Linked DNA regions of Homo sapiens: all the other regions are linked to region 3. A link is an interaction called in ENCODE POLR2A ChIA-PET data of the cell type or tissue named here. Cell type or tissue: OCI-LY7. All regions are shown on one strand.

Region 1 (5,000 bases), 71 kb after region 3:
TCAACATGGTGAAACCCTGTCTCTACTAAAAATGCAAAAATTATCTGGGCGTGGTGGCACACGCCTGTAATCCCAGCTACTCAGGAGGCTGTGGCAGGAGAATCGCTTGAATCCGGGAATCCAGGAGGTGGAGGTTGTGGTGAGCCGAGATCGTCCCATTGCACTCTAGCCTGGGCAACAAGAGTGAAACTCCGTCTCCAAAAAAAAAGAAAGAAAGAAAGAAAGAAAGAGGATGTGTCTCTTTTCAGCAGCTGCAAAGTGGTAGACACCATTTCATGTCATAAAATTGATTCAAAGAATCTTGCCTGAATAAGGTGTGTAATTGATATACTCATGAAATTTGTTCTGTTTTCTGTTGCTAAAAGTGATACTTGGGAACAAGATACTAAAACATGCAGAAAATGGATGAATCTCAAAAACATGCTGTGTGGAAGAAGCCAGATCTAAAAGAGCGCCCCGTATACTTCTATTGATATAAAATTCTGGAAACACCAAATCTAATCCATAGTGACACAGAGCAGATCAGTGGTTGCCTGGGTCAGGGCTGGAAGGTGGATTGACTGGGAGGGGTCAGAGGGAACTCCCTGGAGTAATGAGAAAGTTCTTTTTTTTTTTTTTTTTTTTTTTTTGAGACAGGATCTCACTTTATCACCCAGGCTGGGGTGCAGTGGCTCGATCTCGGCTCACTGCAACCTCTGCCTCCCAGGTTCAAGCAATTCTCCTGCCTCAGCCTCTGAGTAGCTGGGATTGCAGGCATGCACCACGACACCCAACTGATTTTTATATTTTTAGTAGAGACAGGGTTTCACCATGTAGTCCAGGCTGGTCTTGAGCTCCTGACCTCAGGTGATCAGCCTGCCTTGGCCTCCCAAAGTGCTGGGATTACAGGTATGAGCCACCACACTGGCCTAGGGAAAGTTCTTTTTTGTTGATTTGTTTTTGTTTTTATTTTGAGACAGGGTCTCATTGTGTTGCTCAGGCTGGAGTGCAGTGGCGCTGCCTCAATTCACAACAGCCTTCCTGACCTGGGCCTAGGTGATCCTTCCACCTCAGCCTCCCAAGTAGCTGGGACCACAGGCCTTTGCCAACACGCTTGGCTAAATGTTTAAATATTCTTTGTAGAGATGATATAGCACTATATTGCCCAGGCTGGTCTGGAACTCCTGGGGTCAAACAATGCTTCCACCTTGGCTTCTCAAAGTGTTGGGAATACAAGTGTGAGCCATCACACCCGGCTTTAATTTTTTTTTTTTTTTTTTTTTTTGTGACAGCATCTTGCCCTGTCACCCAGGCTGAAGTGCAGTATTGTGGTCATAGCTCACTGCTGCCTCCAACTCCTGGCTCAAGTGATCCTCCTGCCTCAGCCTCCTGAGAAGCTGGGACCACAGGTGCATGCCACCATGCCTGGCTAATTTTTTAAAAAAACTGTAGCCAGGTAGCTCCTACGTTGCCCAGGCTGTCCTGAAAGTCCTGGCCTCAAGCAATCCTCCCGATTCAGCCTCCCAAAGTTGGGATTACAGGCATGAGCCACTGCACCCAGCAGAAAGTTCTATATCTTGATAGTGGCAGTGGGTATTCAGATATATCTATTTGCTAAGCCTCATCAAACTGTACAGTTAAAGTGAGACCCTGTCTCAAAAAAAACCTATACATTTAAAATAAGTGCATTGTATTGTATGTAAACTATACTTCAATAACATTTATTTTAAGTAATAAAACAACTGTCCCTGGCAGTATTTGTACAAAGGGAAGGGGTCTTTGAAGACACTCAGAATTCAGACATTATTTTTAGGTCTTGCAAAAAAAAAAACCCCGAAACCAAAAACCTTTAACCTCAAAAACCGCACAAAAGGTAGCTGAGGTGGGAGATCAGAAATGCCTGTTATTCTAATTGGATGTTGTGTTTGATAATTGTTGTCATGATATTGCTATTAGAATATTAAAGTAACAATTAAAATATCAAATGACATCTCTGTACACATAAAGATATAAACACTTGTATTTATTTACATATGGGCCGAGCACGGTGGCTCACACCTGTCATCCTAGCACTTTGAGAGGCAGAGACGGGAGGATCACTTGAGGCCAGGAGTTTGAGACAAGCCTGGTCAATGTAGCAACACCCCATTTCTATTAAAAAAATCTGACTGGGCACAGTGGCTCACACCTGTAATCCCAGAACTTTGGGAGGCCGAGGAGGGCGGATCATGAGGTCTGGAGATCGAGACCACCCAGGCTAACACAGTGAAACCCTGTCTCCACCAAAAATACAAAAAATTAGCCAGGTGTGATGGCGGGCGCCTGTAGTCCCAGCTACTCAGGAGTCTGAGGCAGGAGAATCGCTTCAACCCAGGAGGCAGAGGTTGCAGTGAGCCGAGATGGCACCATTGCACTTCAGCCTTGGTGACAGAGCGAGTCTCCATCTCAAAAATAAAATAAAATAAAATGAAGTAAAAAAAAATAAAAACTATACATTTCATTCATATATACCCAGAGTATGAAAATTGGCAGTTCTCTTTTCTTGCAATATATGAGTATATAATAAAACCCATGACTCCGTCAGTTCCTTCTTCAAACATAAATTTGAAAGTCTTTGAGGCCGGGCATGGTGGCTCATGCCTATAATCTCAACACTTTGGGAGGGTGAGCTGGGAGGATTGCTTGAGGCCAACAGTTCAAGGCCAGCCTAGGCAACATAGTGAGAGCCTGACTACAAAATGCTTTCTTTCTTTCTTTTTCTTTTCTTTTTTTTTTTTTTTTTTTTGAGACGAAGTTTCGCTCTTGTTGCACAGGCTGGACTGCAATGGTGTGATCTCAGCTCACCACAACCTCCACCTCTGGGGTTCAAGCGATTCTCCTGCCTCAGCCGCCCGAGTAGCTGGAATTACAGGCACCCGCCACCAGGCCCAGCTAATTTTTGTATTTTTAGTAGAGACAGGGTTTCACCATGTTGATCAGCCTGGTCTTGAACTCCTGACCTCAGGCGATCCATTTGCCTCAGCCTTCCAAAGTGCTGAAATTACAGGCACGAGCCACTGCGCCCAGCTTTTTCAAAATTTTTTGAGACAGAGTCTGGCTCTGTGGCCCAGGCTGGAGTGCAGTGGTGCGATCTCAGCTCACTGCAACCTCCACCTCCTGGGTTCAAGCAATTCTGCCTCAGTCTCCCAAGTAGCTGGGATTACAGGCACCTGCCACCATGCCTGGCTGATTTTTGTATTTTTAGTAGAGATGGAGTTTTGCCATGTTGGCCAGGCTGATCTCGAACTCCTGACCTCAAGTGATCCCCCAGCCTCGGCCTCCCAAAGTGCTGGGATTACAGATGTGAGCCACCACACTTGGCCAATTGTCACTCTTAGTTACTGTAAGAACTGGTTGTTGGAAGAGCTTGGCACCTCTGCTCTCTCGCTTCCTCCTTTGCCATGTGATCTGCACACAGCTCTCCTTTGCCTCTGCCATGAGTGGAAGCTTCCAATCCTGCAGCAGAAACAGATGCTGGGGCCATGCTTCTAGTACAGCCTGCAGAACCATGAGCCAAACAAGTCTCTTTTGGACAAAAAAGACAAATGACCCAGCCTCAGCCTCAGCTATTCCTTTATAAGCGGACAAGCTACTTTATTCGGATGTTGTGAGAAGTAGATGAGATAATGTGGGTAGAGACCCCAGATGAGGGTCTGGCACATAGTGTATCAGTCAGGACAGGCTAATTAAGCTGCAGTAACAACTCCAAAACCTCAGTCTTTTGACTCAATAAAGGTTTATTTCTCATTCATCCTACACATCCATCACTGGTTGGAAAGGGGGCTTTGATTTCCATAAGTTGCTCAGGGATCCTGACTGAGAGGTGCTCAATTTCGACACGTGCTTCTGTGATCACCAAGACAGGAAAAAGGGATGATGCAGAAAATCAGGCATTGGCTCTTAAAAATGTTGCTGCCTGCTGGACGTGGTGGCTCACTTCTGTAGTCTCAGCACTTTGAGAGGCCGAGGTGGGTGGATCACCTGAGGTCAGGAATTCAAGATCAGCTTGGCCAATGTGGTGAAACCCCATCTCTGCTAAAAATAAAAAAATTAGCTGGATGTGGTGGCACATGCCTGTAGTCCCAGCTACTCAGGAGACTGAGGCAGGAGAATTGCTTGAACCTGGGAGGCAGAGGTTGCAGTGAGCCAAGATCACGCTATTGCACTCCAGCCTGGGTGACAGAGTGAGATTCCGCCTCAAATTTTTTTTTTTTTTTTTTTTTTTTTTTTTTTTTTTGCTGTTTAAGGCTGGGTGTGGTGGCTCACATCTGTAATCCAGGCACATTGGGAGGCCAAGGCGGGCAGATCACTTGAGCTCAGGAGCTCGAGAGCAGCCTGGCCAACATGGCAAAAACCCGTATCTACAAAAAATACAAAAAATTACCCCAGCGCAGTGTCATTCGCCTGTAATCTTAGCTATTTGGGAGGCTGAGTTGGGAGGATTACTTGAGCCTGGGAGGCAGAGGTTGCAGTGAGCTGAGACCGTGCCACTGCACTCCAGCCTGGGTGACAGAGTGAGACACTCCCTGTCTCTCAAAAAAAGAAAAAATTGCTCTTTACATTTTATGGACCAAAAAAGTCACATGGTCACCCCTCACATGACAAAGTCAAAGACATGCAATTCCACTTCGTGTCTAAAAAGAGGGAGAAAGAAATATTTGCTGAACTTCCATGGTTAGTTACCATAATTTAAAAAGTGGGCAGATGGGAGCTTACTGAGGATGTGACATTTGAGCTGAGGCTTCAATGATAAAGAAGCAGAAATTGTAAGAGCTACGGGTGTGAAGTCTCTAAGGCAGGAATGGGCTTTTGAGGAACAGAAAGTGGCTTGAATGTTTGGAAAACAGTGAATGAGAGTAAGGGCTGGGTCATACAGCAGGGGCTGGGTCATACAAAGCCTTGTTGGCCATTGTGAGGAGTCTAAATTATATTTCAAGTGCACCAGGAGACCGGGCATGGTGGTTCAAGCCTTTAATCCCAGC
Region 2 (5,000 bases), 90 kb after region 3:
GCAAGTTAAGTGCAGAATAGCCTGGGTGCAGTGGCTTATGCCTGTAATCCCAGCTACTAGGGAGGTTGAGATGGGAGAACTGCTTGAACCTGGGAGGTGGAGGTTGCAGTGAGCTGAGATTGCAACACTCCATTATATAATCCCAGGTACTCGGGAGGCTGAGACAGCCTGGGTGACAGAGCGAGACCCCATCTAAAAAAAGATCGTGAAGTCCAAAATACACGGTTCACCCTGAGAGAGGATTCAGGGCAGTCTGCTCCTAAGGATGAGAGAGCGCTGATTATTACTGGGGAAACTCCCTTTCTGGGAGTCTTCCATGATGAATTCCTAAGGAGTTGGAAGAGGTGTTACTCTAAGCACGTTCTGGGTCATCCTCTGGGTGCACATGGGCTGTAGCTGTACATGCTTGTTCACACATCAGATGTCTCAGCGCCGTGGTTGGCACGTCCGAAGGACACGGTCACTTCCTTGACTACCTACCCTGCGTCAAGATCGTAGCTCGTTGCCGCCCCAAACTCCTGGCTCAAGCAATCCTCCCACTTCAGCCTCCCAAGTACTTGGGGCTGATGGGACTGCAGGCACACACCACCACGCCCAGCTAATTTTTGTTATTTTTTAGGGAAGATGTGGTTTCTCTATGTTACCCAGGCTGGTCTTGAACTACTGGGCTGAAGTGATCCTCCCTCTTCAGCCTCCCTGTGGTGGTGTGTTGGGATTACAAGTATGACCACTGCCCCTGGCCAAATACACGTTTTTTTTTATGTTTGTTTTTTGTTTTTTTGAGACAGAGTCTTGTGCTGTCACCCAGGATGGAGTGGTGCAGTGGTACGATCTTGGCTCACTGAAACCTCCGCCTCCCAGGTTCAAGTAATTCTCCTGCCTCAGTCTCCCTAAAGTAGCTGGGATTACAGGCGTGTGCCACCATGCCTGGCTAATTTTTGTATTTTTAGTAGAGATGGGGTTTCACCATGTTGACCAGGCTGATCTCGAACTCCTGGCCTCAAGTGATGCACCTACCTCAGCCTCTGAAAATGCTGGGATTACAGGCATGAGCCACCATGCTCAGCCTGTTTCCTTAAATTTCTTTATAAAAATTTACCCTATGGTAAAGGTGTACTACCAGAAGGTAGAATGAGACACTTTGGTCCATGCGTACATTGTGTAATGATGAAATCAGGGTATTTAGCATCTCTCTTGCCTCATAGAGTTATTATTCCTTTGAGGTGAAGACATTCAGTATCCTCTTTTTCTAGCTTTCTTGAAAAGTACGCTCTGATAATGTTAGACCTAGTCACCCTGCTGCTGTGGAATAGAACTACAGGTTTCATTCCTCTCACGGAGTATGTAACTTTATGCCGTTTCCAATCTCTGACTATGCCCCACCTTTCAACCCCCACCCGTGGTAAGAACAGTTATGCTTACTAGTTCTATGAAATAAAGTTTTGTGGATTCCTCCTGAGTGAGAAAATGTGATGTTTGTCTTTCTCTGTGTAGTTTATTTCTTTCTCCTTTTTTCCTTTTTTTTGAGATAGTGTCTGGCTCTGGTTGCTCAAGCTGGAGGGCAGTGGTGCAATCTCAGCTCACTACATCCTTGACCTCCCGGGGCTCAGGTGATTCTCCCACCTCAGCTTCCCGAGTAGCTGGGACTTTTGAGAAATGTCTCTTCGGGTTCATTGCCCAACTTTGGCTGGGTTACCTGGTTTTGCATGTATTTTTACTAGAGATAGGATTTCACGATTTTGGCAAAGCTGGTCTGAAACTCCTGACCTCAAGTGATCCACCCGACTTGGTCTCCGAAAGCACTGGGAGTACAGGTGTGAGCCACAGCACCCGGCCTCATTGCATCTTCTAGGTGTTCTTTGAAAAAAATGTGTTGACTGCGTACAGGTGTGTGTTTAGGTTCTCTTACGTCCCTAGGTTCGTGGATTCATTTTTATGCCACTACTGTAGTCTTTGGATGAGTGGAGGTTTTACTTGTAATTTGAAACTGGGGATTGTGCGGCCTCCAATTGAGTTTGTATTCCCTAGGATTGCTTTGCATATTCAGGTTCTTTGGGTCTTTGGTGGTTCCATGTGAATTTTTAGCCATGTATCGTTAACATTTCATAAAACGTTTGTTTCATACTTCATGTCCAGAATTAGGGGTGCATTGGGACATTGTGATACTTGTTTGTATACCTTGAGTATGGATAAAATCAGGGAGTTTCCCATGCTTGTGACCACGTATAGGTTTTATATCCTCGATGTGTGAACATTCAGTATCCTCCTTGGTAGCTGTTTTGAAAATGGCATGATCATGTTGTTAAGTATCGTCGCCGTGCTTTGGAGTGGAATACCAGAATGTATTCCTCTCCTGTAACTCTCTGTGTACCTATTGTGTACCTATTGCCAATCCTTGATATCCTCTCCTCCAGCTAGCCTGTGGTGACCACTGCTGTATTTCCACCTTCAGTCAGTTAAATTTTTCAGCTCCTACATGAGTGAGAACATGCAGGCTTGGTCTTAGTCTGCCTTTCTGATTTGATTGAACATAGTATCTCCAGGTGTAGCCATGTTGCTGGAAATGATAGGATTCCATGAATTTTGATGGCCCAAAAGTATCCCATTGTGTCTGTATACTAGAGATTCTTCATCCCTTCATCTGTGGATGGACAGGTAGGCTGATTTCTTATCTTGGCTTTTGGGCATAGGGCTGAATTCCACCTGGGATGACAGATAATCTCTTCCATGTCCTGATCACGTGCTCTGTGTATATACCTAGGAATAGAATTGCTGGAGAAAACGGTAGTTGAAGTTTTAGGATTTCAAGGAACACCCAAGTGGTTTCTTTAGTGTGCGTACTAGTTCACCGTTTCCCAGCAACTGTGGAGACAAGTTCCTCCTCTGGAAATCCACACCTTGATTTTTTTGTGCTTTAATGTTTCAACTTTTTTCTTGTAGCATCCATTGCATGTAGAGTGAGATGGAATCTTGAGTGTGTTTTTGATTTTTGTGTGTGTATGATAAGTGGTACTTGCTAAGTTATTGTGAATTTGTTTTTAATTTGTTGTTAGGACTGGATGGAGGACCTGAAGACGTGAGGTGGAGGCACAGGTAGAAGAGAAGATTCTCACCATCGCTGATTCACACAAAAGCGTAAGTGAAAATCACACTGAAGATTTCATCTCACTGCAGTTAGAATGAATACTACCAACATTTGATGGCAGTTTTGTTTCTGTAGAGTATGTGTGTGTGTATGTGTATATATATATACACACACACACAAACACACACAACCGTAAGAGTGCAAGGGACATTTTGACATGTATATGTAGCATCATGATCAAATCATCATATCTGGCATCTCTGTGACCTTCCATCATTGTTACTTCTCTGTGGAGAGAATATTCAGAACCGTATTTTCCAGCTGATTTTGAAAAATTTTTGTAGATTCTGTTGACCCTAGTCACCTAGTCACCCTGCTGTGTAACAGAACACCAGAATGGATTCCTCGTATCTGAGCATCACTCTGTACCCGTTACCCATCCCTGCCCAGGCTCCCTGCTCTCCCCAGCCTGTAGTAACCCCTATTGGAAGTTCTGCTTCTAGGAGACAATGTGTTTTGGATTCCATATGCCTGATGTCATGCAGTGTGGGTCTCCCTAGCAGACTCATTTCATTTCACCTAATTGTCTTCCAGATTTCTCCAAGTGGTTGCAGATGACATGATTTCCCAAAGTGTTAGAGCTGAAGTGTGTTTCCTTGTGTATATATACTGTGGTTCCTTTATCCCTTCATCTGTGGATAGACAGGTAGGTTGATTCCACATCTTGGCTATTGTGACTAGTACTTCAGGACACATGAAAAGGCAGATAACACAGGGATTTCATTTTCTCTAAACATGTACCCAGTGGTGGGATTGTTAGCTGGAGTGGCAGTTGTACTTTAACCTTTAGTTTAGTTTTGTTTTGTTTTGTTTTTTAAAGACAGAGTCTTGCTCTTGTTGCCCAGGCTGGAGTGCAGTGGCGCGATTTCGGCTCAATGCAACCTCCGCCTCCCACGTTCAAGCGATTCTCCTGCCTCAGCCTCCCGAGTTGCTGGGAATACAGGCACCTGCCATCACGCCTGGCTAATTTTTGTATTTTTAGTAGAGACGGGATTTCACCATGTTGGTGAGGCTGGTCTCGAACTCTTGACCTCAGGTGATCCACCTGCCTCGGCCTCCCAAAGTACTGAGATTACAGGTGTGTGCCACTGCGCCCAGCCTACCTTTTACTTTTTTAAGGAGCTTCCAAAAGTTTTTTATAGAGTGTATAGTAATTTTCATTCCACAAAGAGTGTAGAAGATTTTTTTCTTCCTGCAAGTCTACACTGATCATTGCCTTCAACAATTTTGATTTTTGTCTTTTGTAATACTCATTCTAAGTGGAATTAGATGGTAACCGAGTATGGTTTTGATTCACATTTTTGTGAGGATTAGTGATATTGAGAAACTGTCACCTGTGAGTCAATTTCCTGCCACCTTTTCACTCAGGTCTATTTAGATCCTCTTACCTTGGATATTTGTTGTTGTTGTTGTTGTTGTTGTTTTACACTTAGTCATATTAGTTTACTGTATGTAGTAGATAACAACCTCTTTCAGGGGTAGGATTTTTTAGAGTTTCTCTCAGTCTTTAGGATGCCTTTGTTTGTTTCATTGTTTTCTTTTCCCTGTAGAAGTTGCAAAGTGTCCCTAGTCTCATATGGTTATAGTTGCATATGTTAGCAGTGATTTTTGTGTTTAACACCCCACTTCCACAAAACACAGAAACATGCGTGTGTGCACGCACGCACACACGCACACACACGCACAGCCATGCCTTGCATTGTCTGTGGGTGTTTTTTTTTTAGTGTTATGATGCTTTTTTGCCTTTTGCAGCCTGTTTGCATAGATACAGGTTTCCTAAAATATACACCCGCTCTCTATTTTCTTATAGGACCTTTACAGTTTCAAGATTGAGTTTAGGTCTTTAATTCATTTT
Region 3 (5,000 bases):
AGCAGACGAGGCTAGCAGGGGTCCCGGGGCCACGGTCTAATGGGGACAGTTGGGGCCATAAATAACAAGCACCAGTCTGTCTGCAATAGAATCGACCTGGGCAGTGTTGGAACAACACCCAGACATCCTGTGAAGGGATATTTAAGCCTGAAATTTGGCAGGACTTTCATGGAAGGCTATGGGAAAGGAGAAGGGCATTTCCAGAAGAGGAAATATTCTAGCAAGGCCAAGGCAGGTGAATGGAGGAACTGCTGAGGACGTACAAACAGACCACAGAGCACAGATTCCGTGAGGAGCAGTGGTCAGGGATGCTGCAAAGCTAGCGGGTGTCGAAGCACCCACAGTTCTTCCCTCAGGCTATGCAAACTGGCCACTGCCCTGAGGGAGTCCCAGGAGGATTCCAAGCAATGGAGTACTTTGGGAAGATAAAGAGGGAAGAGTCCGGCAGGCAGGTTGGTGAAATGGAGCTGGAGGACACAGGACACCTAAGGGCGTCTGGGAGCATGGAGAGGGCTGCGAAAGGCCCCCAGTGACCTTGGGAGGTAGATGGAAGACAGAGAAAAGTGAGCTGAGTGCCAGGCATGAATGCGCTGGGAAACAGACAGGGAAAGGGGCAGGGATGCTGCAGAAAAGGGGTGGCCACTCTAAGGGAGAAGGGGACAGTCAACTAGGGATGGGAAGAGGAGATAGAGGGAAGGAAGACAGAAGGAAAAGGAGGAGGGGGTAGGATGGGAGGGAGGGAAGGAGGAATGATGGAAGGAAGGAAGGAGGAAAGGAAAGAGGGGAGGAGGGAGAACGGGGCTAAACCTCAGCAGAGGCAACTGCAGGGCAGGAGCTCTGGGAGGTCTGACAGCAATGAGGACGTTCTCAGGCCTGAGGCAGGGTGAGTGGGGCAGAGTGCAGCGGTGGCAGCACCAGGCCAGGTTGGGCCTGGCACCCCAGTGAGAACTCCTGCTTCTGCTCCGAGGGTGATGGGGAGCCTGGAGGATTCTGCGTGGAGAGGTGACATGATCTGCCTGGAGCAGAGGCCACACCAGCTGCAGAGCTGAGAAGGCAGCAGGGAGGGGAGGTAGGGGCTGCTAGAGACCCCAGGGAGAGCAGTGGGGGGCTGTCTGAGGCAGTCCCAGGGGAGAACCTGGAGAGACTGGACTTGCTGTGTGAGGAAAAGGCAGGCCTTGGGAAAGAAACCTACAGCCTGAGCAAGGAGAGGGCTGGATCTCCACGCGCCGAGATGGAGAGGTCTTCAGGCAGCATGAGGCTGAGGGGGTGAGGGCAGCTGAGGAAGTCTGGGCCACAGAGGTAAAAAACAGACCCCGAAGACATCTACAACTTAATCCCCAAAACCTGTGACTGTCAGCTCATATGGCCAAAAAAGGAGACTTTGAAGATACGATTAAGTGAAAGATCCTGAGAGATTAACCAGAAGGGCCCTAAATTACATCGCCAAGTGTCCTTCTAAGAGAGAGACAGGGAAGTTTCATGCAGAGAAGGCCACGTGACCACAGAGGCTGAGACTGGAACGTGGCAGCCCCCAAAGCTGGAAGAAGCAAGGACCGAATCGCCTCGATGGCCTCTGGAGGGAGCATGGCCCTGTCCACACATGAGTCTGGTCTAGTGAAACTAAATCCAGGCTCCTGGGCCCCAGAACTGTGAGGGAAGAAATGTGCTCTGCTCGAAGCCACCAGTTTGTGGTGGTTTACTCCAGCAGGCTCTGGGAAATGGTGGCACAGTGGGAGTCACGTGGATGGCATCTGCACCATCAGACTGGCTGTGGCCCACTCATGTGAAACTGAGGGCAGAGAAAGGGCCCAAGGACCGCGCCCTGAGTAACTCCACTTGAGGGGCCAGAGAGGTGAGGAGGACATGGCAAGGTGACAGCAGACAGAGCCAAGGAGGCTATGGACAATGTCCTGGAAGTCAGGGAAACACAACAGTTCAAAGGCGAGGAGGTACTGTGGCGTTGTGGGGAGCACAAGGTCAAAGCAGAGTGTTTTTCTGGGGAGGAAGGAACTGAAACGTGCTGGAGAACTAAGGCGGAATCAGCACGGAGGGTGAGTGCAGCGATGCATCCACACCAAAGGGGGAAGGTTCTCTTCTTGTCTCGGCCCATGCGGTTCCTGTTGATGGTTGTGGAGCATGGCACGGCATCTAAGTGGTGGGAGCTGTTGGGCAGGGTGGGTACCCACTGGCTGTTCCTCTTGGCCTTCTGTTCCCTGAGGAGATACAAGAAAAGTCCTCCCAGTCAGTATAGGAGCCTGATCCTGCCCACCAGGAATCAACTAATGCTCCAGGGATGCCCACTGTACCTCTGTCAGGCTCGAGGCTCCCATGGGAGTTGTCTGTGCACCTGACTTTGCAGGAGCCTGCTCCCCAGGCTGTCATCAGATGCTAGAGGCACCTGGGCAAGGGCAAGGGTACGTAGGGGCACCAGACACAGCACGGCCATGGTGTACTGCACTATGAGCCAGGCATGGCTCCACGGAAGCACTTCCTGGATGCGGGGAAGTGGTACAAGGGGGAGACTTCCCAGAGGAGTGGATAATAGAGCACAGCCTTAGACACTGAGTCAGGGTTCACTGCGGGGAGGGGCACGGGCAGCAGCAAGGAGGAGAGACTGAGGGGCAGTCCAGGGAGGAGGTCCCCAGGGAGGGGACCGATCACAGGTCTCACATGCTCCGTGAGATGACTTTACTCAGCAGGTGGCTGGGAGTCCCCAGGGTTTTGAAGGAAGAGACATGATCAGGCTGTCATTTTAGACATACCAGCCATCCTGAGATGGACTAGGCAAGGCCTCTGGCCTCTCAGCTTCCACAGCAGTAGAAGTTGAGAAGATGGGTTGATAAATACCTTCCAGAGGTGACATCCAAGGTAATTTAAATAACCCATGTCCCATGAAGCGTTTGATCTTTTCTCCCAAATTCCAGGTTGCTTTTACCAAAAGCACCAGGTGCAGTGGCTCATGCCTGTAGCTCCAGCACTTTGGAAGGTCAAGATGGGCAGACCACCTGAGGTCAAGAGTTCGAAACCAGGCCAGGTGCGGTGGCTCACGCCTGTAATCCCAGCACTTTGGGAGGCCAAGGCGGATGGATCACCTGAGGTCAGGAGATCAAGACCAGCCTGGCCAACATGGTGAAACCCTGTCTCTACTAAAAATACTAAAATTAGCCAGGTGTAGCCGGGCGCGGTGGCTCACGCCTGTAATCCCAGCACTTTGGGAGGCCGACGCGGGCAGATCACGAGGTCAGGAGATCAAGACCAGCCTGGCCAACATGGTGAAAGCCCGTCTCTACTAAAAATACAAAAAATTAGCCGGGCGTGGTGGCAGGCGCCTGCAGTCCCAGCTACTCAGGAGGCTGAGGCAGGAGAATGGCGTGAACCCGGGAGGCAGAGCTTGCAGTGAGCCAACATTGCGCCACTGCACTCCAGAGTGGGAGACAGAGCAAGACTCCGTCTCAAAAAAAAAAAAAAAAAAAAAAATTAGCCAGGTGTGATGGCAGGAACCTGTAATCTCAGCTACTCAGGAGGCAGAGGCAGGAGAATCACTTGAACCCAGGAGGCAGAAGTTGCAGTGAGCCGAGATTACACCATTGCAGTCCAGCCTGGGCAACAAGAGCGAAACTCCATCTCAAAAAAAAAAAAAAAAACCAAAAGGTGAGTTCGAAACCAGCCTGGCCAACATGGTGAAACCTCAACCCTACCAAAAATACAAAAGTTAGCCAGGCGTGGTGGCACACGTCTATAATCCAGCTACTCAGGAGGCTGAAGCATGAGAATCACTTGAACCCAGGAGGCGGAGGTTGCAGTGAGCCGGGATCAACCACTGCACTCCAGCCTGGGCGAGAGAGCAACATCCTATCTCGAAAAAAAAAAAAAAATACCAAAAGCTGTTTTAAACTAAGGCTCCAGGGCTGGGTGAAACAGATGAGAGCATTTGGGTGCCCGTTGTGCTCTGTGCTTTTCCATTTTCCCTGGCAAGGCTGTGAGCAGGAGCAGGCAGCGACTGTGTGTCACTTCCCTGTGTAACCCCAACACCTGCGCAACCACTTCCACAATAACTATTCAACCATTCAGAGCAAGTCATGACAAACTTTTTTTTTTTTTTTTTTTGAGATGGAGTCTCGCTCTGTCGCCTGGGCTGGAGTACAGTGGCGCCATCTGGGCTCAATGCAAGGTCTGCCTCCCGGGTTCACGCCATTCTCCTGCCTCAGCCTCCCGAGTAGCTGGGACTACAGGCGCCCACCACCACGCCCGGCTAAGTTTTTTGATTTTTAGTAGAGACGGGGTTTCACCCTGTTAGCCAGGATGGTCTCGATCTCCTGACCTTGTGATCCGCCCGCCTCGGCCTCCCAAAGTGCTGGGATTACAAGCGTCAGTCACCGCGCCCGGCCGACAAACGTTTGACAGTTCCCTCTAAGGAGGGACCCGGGAAGACAGCACAAAGGTCCTTCTCCTTTCCAGAGGGTGGGGGAGGGCAGAAGCAATGGCCAAGACCTGCCTGGACTCTGGGCCCTTTAACTCTTTTCCCTTCTAAAGTGGGAATCACTTACACGTCTGATGCTGAGGCTGGGACTACCCCTTGATCGCTGGTAGGGGTAGGGAGGATTTTGTAGTACCCAATTTGGGGAACATGGAATCAGCTTGGGCAGAGACTATGAGAGGGGACAGCAAGACAGGGGTCCCCTCTACAACCTATCTGGGTCATAGTTCCTAATCCTGGCCGCTCAGAGTGCAATTTTTAAATTTTTTTATTTTTATAGAGATGGTGGGGTCTCACTATGTTGCCCAGGCTGGTCTCAAACTCCTGGGCTCAAGCAATCCTCCCACCTTGGCCTCCCAAAGTGCTGAGAGTACAGGTGTGAGCTACAACACCCAAACCCAGAATGCAAAATTTTAAGAAGCACATTCCTGAGCCCCACCCAGGTGGAGTGACTTCCCACCTCTGAGGAAGGGCCCAAGAAGATGTGTTCTTTGCAGCTTCCACGGGTGATTTCCAGGTAGCT

What was found. Peaks named below come from ENCODE experiments on the same cell type or tissue, not always from the same donor. Only the 100,000 strongest peaks of a DNase experiment are listed, where the experiment ranks them.
Region 1: POLR2A ChIA-PET joins it to region 3 with 6 read pairs; 9 of 35 experiments call an interaction of 5 or more read pairs at or near these places.
Region 2: POLR2A ChIA-PET joins it to region 3 with 5 read pairs; 6 of 35 experiments call an interaction of 5 or more read pairs at or near these places.

What each region holds. Positions count from the first base shown.
Region 1 is chr22:23,726,715-23,731,714 of GRCh38, reverse strand. It overlaps LOC124905088 (a long non-coding RNA gene), which reads left to right. Exons shown (of 2, transcript XR_007068020.1): 2 at 1-1,985. Among named protein-coding and RNA genes, the nearest start is that of ZNF70, 22 kb to the left of the region's middle. In OCI-LY7, no CTCF peak of the experiment used is centred here; no DNase peak of the experiment used is centred here.
Region 2 is chr22:23,707,921-23,712,920 of GRCh38, reverse strand. It overlaps the pseudogene GUSBP11. Among named protein-coding and RNA genes, the nearest start is that of RGL4, 19 kb to the right of the region's middle. In OCI-LY7, no CTCF peak of the experiment used is centred here; no DNase peak of the experiment used is centred here.
Region 3 is chr22:23,798,157-23,803,156 of GRCh38, reverse strand. SMARCB1 (SWI/SNF related BAF chromatin remodeling complex subunit B1) reads right to left here. Exons shown (of 9, transcript NM_003073.5): 4 at 2,076-2,213. Among named protein-coding and RNA genes, the nearest start is that of SMARCB1, 14 kb to the right of the region's middle. In OCI-LY7, a CTCF peak has its summit at 4,137; DNase peaks (open chromatin) are centred at 2,076, 2,366, 2,686, 4,046 and 1 weaker place; H3K4me3 peaks cover 3,000 bases; H3K27ac peaks cover 5,000 bases.